Regions from separate parts of the Homo sapiens genome. Here region 2 is linked to region 1. Evidence: chromatin contacts called from ENCODE Hi-C or POLR2A ChIA-PET data. All regions are on one chromosome and are shown on one strand. Each heading gives the region's core, a stretch centred on a gene start or an enhancer-like site at or near the end of the contact. The rest is flanking DNA. Distances are from core to core; before and after follow the strand shown. Region 1 holds the start of CCDC13 (coiled-coil domain containing 13). Region 2 holds the start of KIAA1143.

Evidence for each region. Hi-C counts contacts between places; a loop is a spot of excess contacts on that map. ChIA-PET counts read pairs that join two places held with the same protein, here RNA polymerase II (POLR2A). Pooled maps may share reads with other maps.
Region 2: a map of B cell shows a loop between it and region 1 (23-fold over the local background). The contact joins the promoter of KIAA1143 here to the promoter of CCDC13 in region 1. A Hi-C loop is called at or near these places in 1 of 168 maps with a recorded cell type or tissue (B cell) and 4 of 50 pooled maps. POLR2A ChIA-PET finds 5 or more read pairs at or near these places in 1 of 52 experiments (Panc1).

What each region holds. Positions count from the first base shown.
Region 1 is chr3:42,771,328-42,775,089 of GRCh38, reverse strand. CCDC13 (coiled-coil domain containing 13) reads left to right here and starts at 1,837. Exons shown (of 16, transcript NM_144719.4): 1 at 1,837-1,914. It overlaps CCDC13-AS2 (CCDC13 antisense RNA 2), which reads right to left. Exons shown (of 2, transcript NR_122070.1): 2 at 1,455-1,885. RefSeq lists an enhancer at 1,657-1,826 and a silencer at 1,957-2,116.
Region 2 is chr3:44,759,849-44,763,610 of GRCh38, reverse strand. KIAA1143 reads left to right here and starts at 1,992. Exons shown (of 3, transcript NM_020696.4): 1 at 1,992-2,116. The coding sequence starts at 2,009. KIF15 (kinesin family member 15) reads right to left here and starts at 1,817. Exons shown (of 35, transcript NM_020242.3): 1 at 1,727-1,817. The coding sequence starts at 1,745. RefSeq lists enhancers at 1,767-2,046, 2,837-3,479.

The sequences.
Region 1 (3,762 bases), core at 588-3,087:
TGTCCTACAGATACTTCTGGCTAGAGAAACAAAGTGGGCTGGAATTAACAAACATCTGTATACTGTACATGAGGAAATACTGGTGACCCAGATTGGATTCGCCAGCTTCTTGGATGATAAAATGTCAAGCTTATAAACTAAAGAAAATTCTCAAAAGAATTTTGGGCAGAAAAAAAAAATGGCATGAGAGCCTTAGTGGTGACCGTGGAAAAGTAACAAACCTAGAGGAAAATCATCCCTGCTTTTTAAAAAATGGGTTACTGCAAAAATGATATCCTCGTCAAAAATAATCCTTGGATTGCTGGAGCAAATGTTACCCCTTTCCCAAACTTTCTAATACATACATTCTAGAATGTCGGTTCTGAAATTCTCTTGCATCCTTAATTTTCTCACAGCATGTTCTTATTTTAATGAAAACCTGGCTTTCTGCTAGGATCCATGCTTTCCAGAAGCCCTCTAAGTAGACCTGGCTATTCCTTTTCCTATGCCACATAGTCCCATCGTGGTCATGAGGCAAACGAATGATACTCCCCACTACACACACCATTTAAAAAAAACCCTAATCCTTTGAGGCTCACATCTACCTGAATCCTACTCTTTATCCTGTCTCTCTTTGCTGCCACCTGTATATTATACGTCTCCCACCCTCAGCTCACCAGGCAGCAATTGGAGACCAACGGGAAAGATCCATTTTTCCTTTATCAGGAAACTTCGGGTTTATACCTGCAGTGCTGATGGCAGTCTAGTGCCGTATCTTATGTATGCATGTCTATGGGATGGGTATTCATTCACCTTATGAGGAAAAAAAATAGAAAAACAACTGCCAAGGTTTTCAAATTATGAAGTCCTGGATAAATATTTGGGCAGGAGCTGTGGCTCACGCCTGTAATCCCGGCACTTTAGGAGGCCAAGGTGGGCGGATCACCTGAGGTCAGGAGTTCAAGACCAGCCTGGTCAACATGGTGAAACCCCGTCTCCACTAAAAATAAAAAAATTAGCCAGGTGTGGTGGCGGGTGCCTGTAATCCCAGCTACTCAGGAGGCTGAGGCAGGAGAATCGCTTGAACCTGGGAAATGGAGGTTGCAATGAGCTGAGATCGCACCACTGCACTCCAGCCTGGGCGACACAGCGAGACTCTATCATAGATAGATAGATAGATTAGATAGATAGATAGATAGAAAGAAATCTCCCTTGAATCATCTTTCCTAGAAATTTGCCTCCCACCCCCATATTGCCCTGAAATATAGTAGTGTCTTACATTGGAAGGTGCCATTTAAAAAAAAAAAAACAAGTATTTTCCTTTATGAAAATAAACGATGTTCATTATTTTAAAAATTCTCTAAAGTGTAAAAATAAAAACACAGCACTGCTATTCCACCACCCAAATATAACCACTTTTAATATTTCTATTTCGGTCTTGTTTTAGTGCCTAGTTTGAAATAAACACAACTTTATTTATTTAGCATTGCTATATTGCGTCCTGCTTCCTTCACTCACCATCATAACATGGCCTTTCCCCACACTGTTTTACATTTTTCAAATATATCTGAATGGCTACTTTAAATTTCATGGTGAGATCGTTCGCTTTTTAACTCCCCAACAGGAGAGCGGAATGGGCATCTCTGTGCAGAACGTTTGGTCCACAAAACTTTTTTAAAAATATACTCCAGAAGATTTAAAATCTCCAGCGCACTCGAGATCGTGCTCGCTTGGATCCAGCCCAGCGCGCCATCAGCGCCTCTGTCACTTTCAGAACTCTTGGCGCCCCCTCGGCCCCCGTAGAGTAGCGTTGAAAACGCGCAAGTGACGTCGCTTGTTTCCCTGGTGACGGTTGCCAGGGCAGCGCGTGTCGGCGTCCGGAGGAGGTGACCTAGCCGCCGCGGTCCTAGAAGGGAGAAGTGGAGAGAGACCGCTGTAAGTGCCGGGGAGAGCGGAAGGGCCCGGGCCGGAGCTGGGAAAGCCCGCAGCTGCCGGGGGCGCGGAACCGAGCCCGAGCGCAACCCCAGCCCGAGCGCGCTGCCACTGGCCGGGCGCTCACCGCGTGCTGGGCGCCCAGCGAGGACTCTTCCCCTTCGTCCTTTGAATCTTCACACACAGCCCTCTTCTAACCCAGGCAGACGCTTATTTTCCATGCAGTACATGGGTTAATGAGGCGCAGAGGGTGGGTCGCCTGCCCCAAAGTCATAGCGTAGATGGCACAGTCAGAACTCGAACTCAGGTCCGCCTGACAAGCGCTGTTTGCTGGGCCTCTGCCACTGGGCCCTCTCGCACCGCACTGAAAGATGCGACCCGACGGCGTGCACTTCCGCATCTCCCAGTTCCCCTTCCAGGCCCAGCCCCCACAGGACTGGGGACTCGCAAGAGGGAGTTCCCCTCCAAGCCCGGAGTCCAGCCCTGAGAACCAGAGCATCACCCCGCTCCCATCCCAAACCCATCCCTACGAAGATGCTAGCAGTGCACAGAGCGCCAAACTAGGCATCCGTGGGCGGCCTCCCCACACCTCCAGGCCCCTAGACTGTTGTTGAGAATACTCGAAAAGAACACAGTAAAAGAAAAGAAGAAAGAGAAGGAGAGGGGAAGAGAAAAACAATGAAAAAAGTGGCAGGCCGATGGGGCAAGGGGTCTCAATCCTTCCTCACTGGTCCCTGTCACCTATGGTCCCATATCCTGTGGGATCTTGCTTCCTCATAGGACTCCAGAGTGCATGCCACTCTTCCTACTCCCTGGCTCTAAGTCCTACCTGAGCCAAGAGTTCTTTCCATGCAGCTCTAGCCTTTACTTTATTTTTTTTATTATTACTTTTTTTTTTTTTTTTTTTTTTTGACGGAGTCTCGCTCTATCGCCCAGGCTGGAGTGCAGTAGCGCGATCTTGGCTCATTGCAACCTCTGCCTCCCAGGTTCAAGCGATTCTCCTGCCTTGGGCTCGAGTAGCTGGGATTACAGGCGCCCGCCACCATGCCTGGCTAATTTTGGTATTTTTAGTAGAGATGGGGTTTCACCATGTTGGCCAGGCTGGTCTCAAACTCCTGACCTCAGGTGATCCACCCACCTCAGCCTCCCAAAGTTTTGGGATTACACGCATGAGCCACCACGCCCGGCTTAGCCTTTACTTTTAAAAGAAAATAGACTTAAAGCAGATTTTTAGAAGCATTAAACAAAAAACAGTTCCTTTATGTATTCCGTATTCCCATTTCCTCTGTTGTTAACATCTTACACATTGCATTGGTGTGGTACATTTGTTATCATTGATACAACTATACTGGTATGTTATTACTAACTAAAGTCCATAGTTTACATTAGAGTTCATCTGTTGTTGTTGTTGCTGCTGCTGTATTGAGACAGGGTCTCACTTTGTCACCCAGGCTGGAGTGCGGTGGCATGATCATGGCTCACAGTAGCCTCCAACCCCTGGGCTCAAGCAATCCTCCCACCTCAGCCTCCTGAGTAACTGGGAACACAGGCACATGCCACCATGCCCAGCTAATTTTTTTATTTTTTGTAAAGCTATGGTCTTGCTATGTTGCCCAAGCTGGTCTCAAACTCCTGGCCTCAAGTGGTCCTCCCACCTTGGCTTCGTAGAGTGTTGAGATTACAGGTGTGAGTCATCACACCTGGCCAGTGTTCATTGCTTAAGGTTGCACAGGTCTACAAGTTTTGCTAAATGTGTAATGCTGTGTATCCACCAGTAAAGTATACAGAACAGTTTCACCTCCCCAAAAACCCCCTAGGCTTTACTGTTCATTGTTCCTTCCCACCAACCCC
Region 2 (3,762 bases), core at 743-3,242, 2.0 Mb before region 1:
AGCCTTCATGGGGCCGGGTGTGGTGGCTCATGCCTGTAATCCCAGCACTTTGGGAGGCCAAGGTGGGCAAATCACGAGGTCAGGAGATCGAGACCATCCTGGCCAACACAGTGAAACCCCGGCTTTACTAAAAATAAAAAAATTAGCTGGGCATGGTGGCGCGTGCCTGTAATCCCAGCTACTTGGGAGACTCAGGCAGGAGAATCTCTTGAACCCGGGAGGCGGAGGTTGCAGTGAGCCAATATCGCACCACTGCACTCCAGCCCGGCAATAGAGCAAGACTCTGTCTCAAAAATAAAAAAGAGAGAGAGAGATAGCCTTCGGGGCACAAAGTAAAAGTTGCAAAGACCACTGCACGGGCTCTCTTCTCCCATGTGTTCCCACTTCATGCTCCAGGCCTCTGGGCTGCTGGGAATGCAAGAAGCACTTTAACTGGGAAGTCATCAACCTCAATTTTGCCAACAAACTTAAAGGAGTGGAAAAGTTCCCCATGGCATCACCACCATCATAAAGGAGAGTGCTCCCACCACTTTAGAAAGGTTCTCAAATTTGGTTTTCAGACAAGAGCCCTCAGTCACATACATATATCTCATTAAATAAGCAGATGTTTTACTTATTTAACAGGCATCAAATTTTTTGCTTGAGTCCAGATTTAGTGACTGATCCATAAAGTGGAAACAAAGAACAAACAGTATGATTGTTCAGAAAGCAGGATGAACATTTCTCTCCAATAAGGTACCATTTTGTGAGCTCATAGTCCTTGAATACTGAAAATGATGAAAGGAAAAGGAATATTTTATATGCAAAAAGGTAGCATAAGGAGGTGTTCCGATTAGGTGTGATCGACCTAAAAGATTAATGAAACAACAAACCCATCAAAAACGACTACAATTGACAGAAAGCTAGAAACATTAACGGCGTTGGAAAGCTCAAATGACAGAAGTTCACAAATTCTTAATCATCTAATCCAGGCCTCTCCTCATTACCATTCAGACCACTCACAAAGATCCCATTAAATCAGCTCATAATCAGGTTTACAAAAATAAGACTCCTTAAGAGATGTGGCAATGTGAGAAGTGGAGCACGTACACAGGCACAGCAAATGACTACGTTAGTGAAAACTGTAGGGTTTATCATAAGCAAAATGACAGTGCTCTCCTCCGTGAAAAAGAGAAAGAAATCGGACGGGTCTCCTTTAAGTGAAAATAGAGACTGTGAGAACATAAAGACATTGCTGACATCTGTGTTTTAACATTCCATTTATTTAAGGAAAGAGGAGAAAGAAATGTTTGGAATATAAATAAACCCTTCCCTATAGGAAGGTCAGAAATGTAGAAATACGCAGAAGCTGGTGGGAGCAAAAGCCGATCCTGAGACAAGGATATCTAGAGAGGTAGCCCTGGTCGGGATGTGGGAAGAGGCCTGCGAAGAAACAGCAGAACCAAGGGAAAGAAAGGGAAGAACGTCAGGTCCACTGCTCATCCCGAGCGCCTAGAACTGCGCCAGACTCCTGGCATGCGCACAGGACACTGAAGGAAGGGATGAGCTTTTCGGCTAGCGTATTGTCTTTGAGCGACAGAGCGGGATTCCCAAACGTCCCCGCCGGTCACTCAGCTCCTGCAGTTCATGCCTAGCAAGAACCTTGCGGGCGGTCCGAGGCTGCCATCCTTTCACAGCTGTATTTGGGGGCAAAAATAGGGTAACGAAGCCGGGGGCCCAGACTTACTTTTGCAGCCGGGTGCCATAGCGCCCTCACCCCTCGATCCCGAAAACAATGCAGCCGGTGCCTCCACCTCCCGACTGCACCGCGCGCGACTGAATTCCGCCCGCTCAAGATGGCCGCAAATTTGAATTTGGCGCTTGGATCGGACGTTGACGCCCGCATGGAGGCCGCCATGTTGCCCGGCCTACGCATCGGGGGCGTGGCCCAGTGACGTCACAGCTAAGCGCCTCTGTATCGTCGCGAATCCGTCGCGGAACCTGTCTTCTGTCTTTACCCAGAGCTACCATGAGCAAGCGGAACCAGGTATCGTACGTGCGGCCAGCCGAGCCGGCGTTTCTGGCCCGCTTCAAGGAACGGGTCGGCTACAGGGAGGGACCCACCGTAGAGACTAAGGTGAGCCTTCGCCAGTCGTGTTTCTTCGGAAGCGCAGCCAGCCCGCCACTTTCAACTTTTGCCTCTACTTGGAGGGTGGGTGCTGTCGGGTCCCTCTTTTCACCCGCGCTCGAACCCAATTCCGGTGGAACTCGGACCCCCAGGCTGGTTCTTTTCAAGCGACCACAGCCCCCTACGCCCAGGAAGCTCTGTAGTTTTCAGAGCGCTGCTGTGTTCCTGAAAATGAACTGACGTGTAAACCACCTGGTCCTTGGTAGATGGTAAAGAAAGATCACTTTATTGTCTCTTCTTTCTCACTTGTTTACCTCAAAAGCTGTGAGTTCGCAGGGTGAGTTAGAGTTACAGCGTCGTCCCGTATTCCAGATAAGGACACAGGCCACTCGATCAAATGACCCCCGCCCCAACCATGTCCTAGGACTCGAGTCTGGAACGTCTTCGGAGGAATGTCCTGAATCTGTTTCTATGCTTTGTTAATTAAAAATAAATAAAAATAATATAGAGAAGGTCGGGCACAGTGGCTCACGCCTGTAATCCCAGTACTTTGGGAGGCCTAGGTGGGCGGATCACCTGAGGTCAGGAGTTCGAGACCAGCAGAGCCAATAGCCAATATGGTGAAACCCCCCGTCTCTGCTAAAAATACAAAAATTAGCCGGGCATGGTGGCACATGCCTGTAGTCCCAGCTACTCCGGAGGCTGAGACAGAATCGCTCGAACCCGGGAGGTGGACGTTGCAGTGAGTTGAGATGGCGCAGCTGCACTCCAGCCTGGACAACAGAGCGAGACTCCGTCTCAAAAAAAAAAAAAAAAAGCCGGGCCTGGTGGCTCACGCCTGTAATCCCAGCGCTCTGGGAGGCTGAGGCGGCAGATCACGAGGTCAGGAGATCGAGACCATCCTGGCTAAAACAGTGAAACCGCGTCTCTACTAAAAATACAAAAAATTAGCCAGGCATGGTGGCGGGCGCCTGTAGTCCCAGCTACTCGGGAGGCTGAGGCAGGAGAATGGCGTGAACCCAGGAGGAGGAGCTTGCAGTGAGCCGAGATCGCGCCACTGCACTCCAGACTGGGCGACAGAGCGAGACTCCGTCTCAAAAAAAAGAAAAAAAAGAAGAGTAAGCAGAAGCCGTAAATATCCTGGGTCTAAATAGAAGAAGAGGAGCTTCAGGAAAGAGCCACACCTGACTATTGTTGTCTAGGGCCGGAGGGATCAGTATTGAACACATGAATGACAAGAAAGCAAAACAGCTACATTGCTGATACAGAGAAAGTTTTAGTGGTCTGGATAGAAGAGCAAACCAGCCACAACATTCCCTTTAACCAAAGCCTAATCTAGAGCAAGGCCCTAACTCTTAAATCCTGTGAAGTCTGAGACATGTGAGAAAGCTGCAGAAGAAAAGTGTGAAGCTAACAGAGGTTGGTTCATGAGGTTTAAGGAAAGAAGCCATCTCCATAACATAAAAGTATGAGATGAAGAAGCAAATTATTCAGATCTAGCTAAGATAGTTGATGAAGGTGGCTACACTAAACAGGTTTTCAATGTAGATGAAACAGCCTTCTATTGGAAGAAGATGCCATCTAGGACTTTTTTTTTTTTTTTTTTTTTGAGATAGGGTCTCACTCTGTCGCCCAGGCTAGAGTGCAGTGGTGCA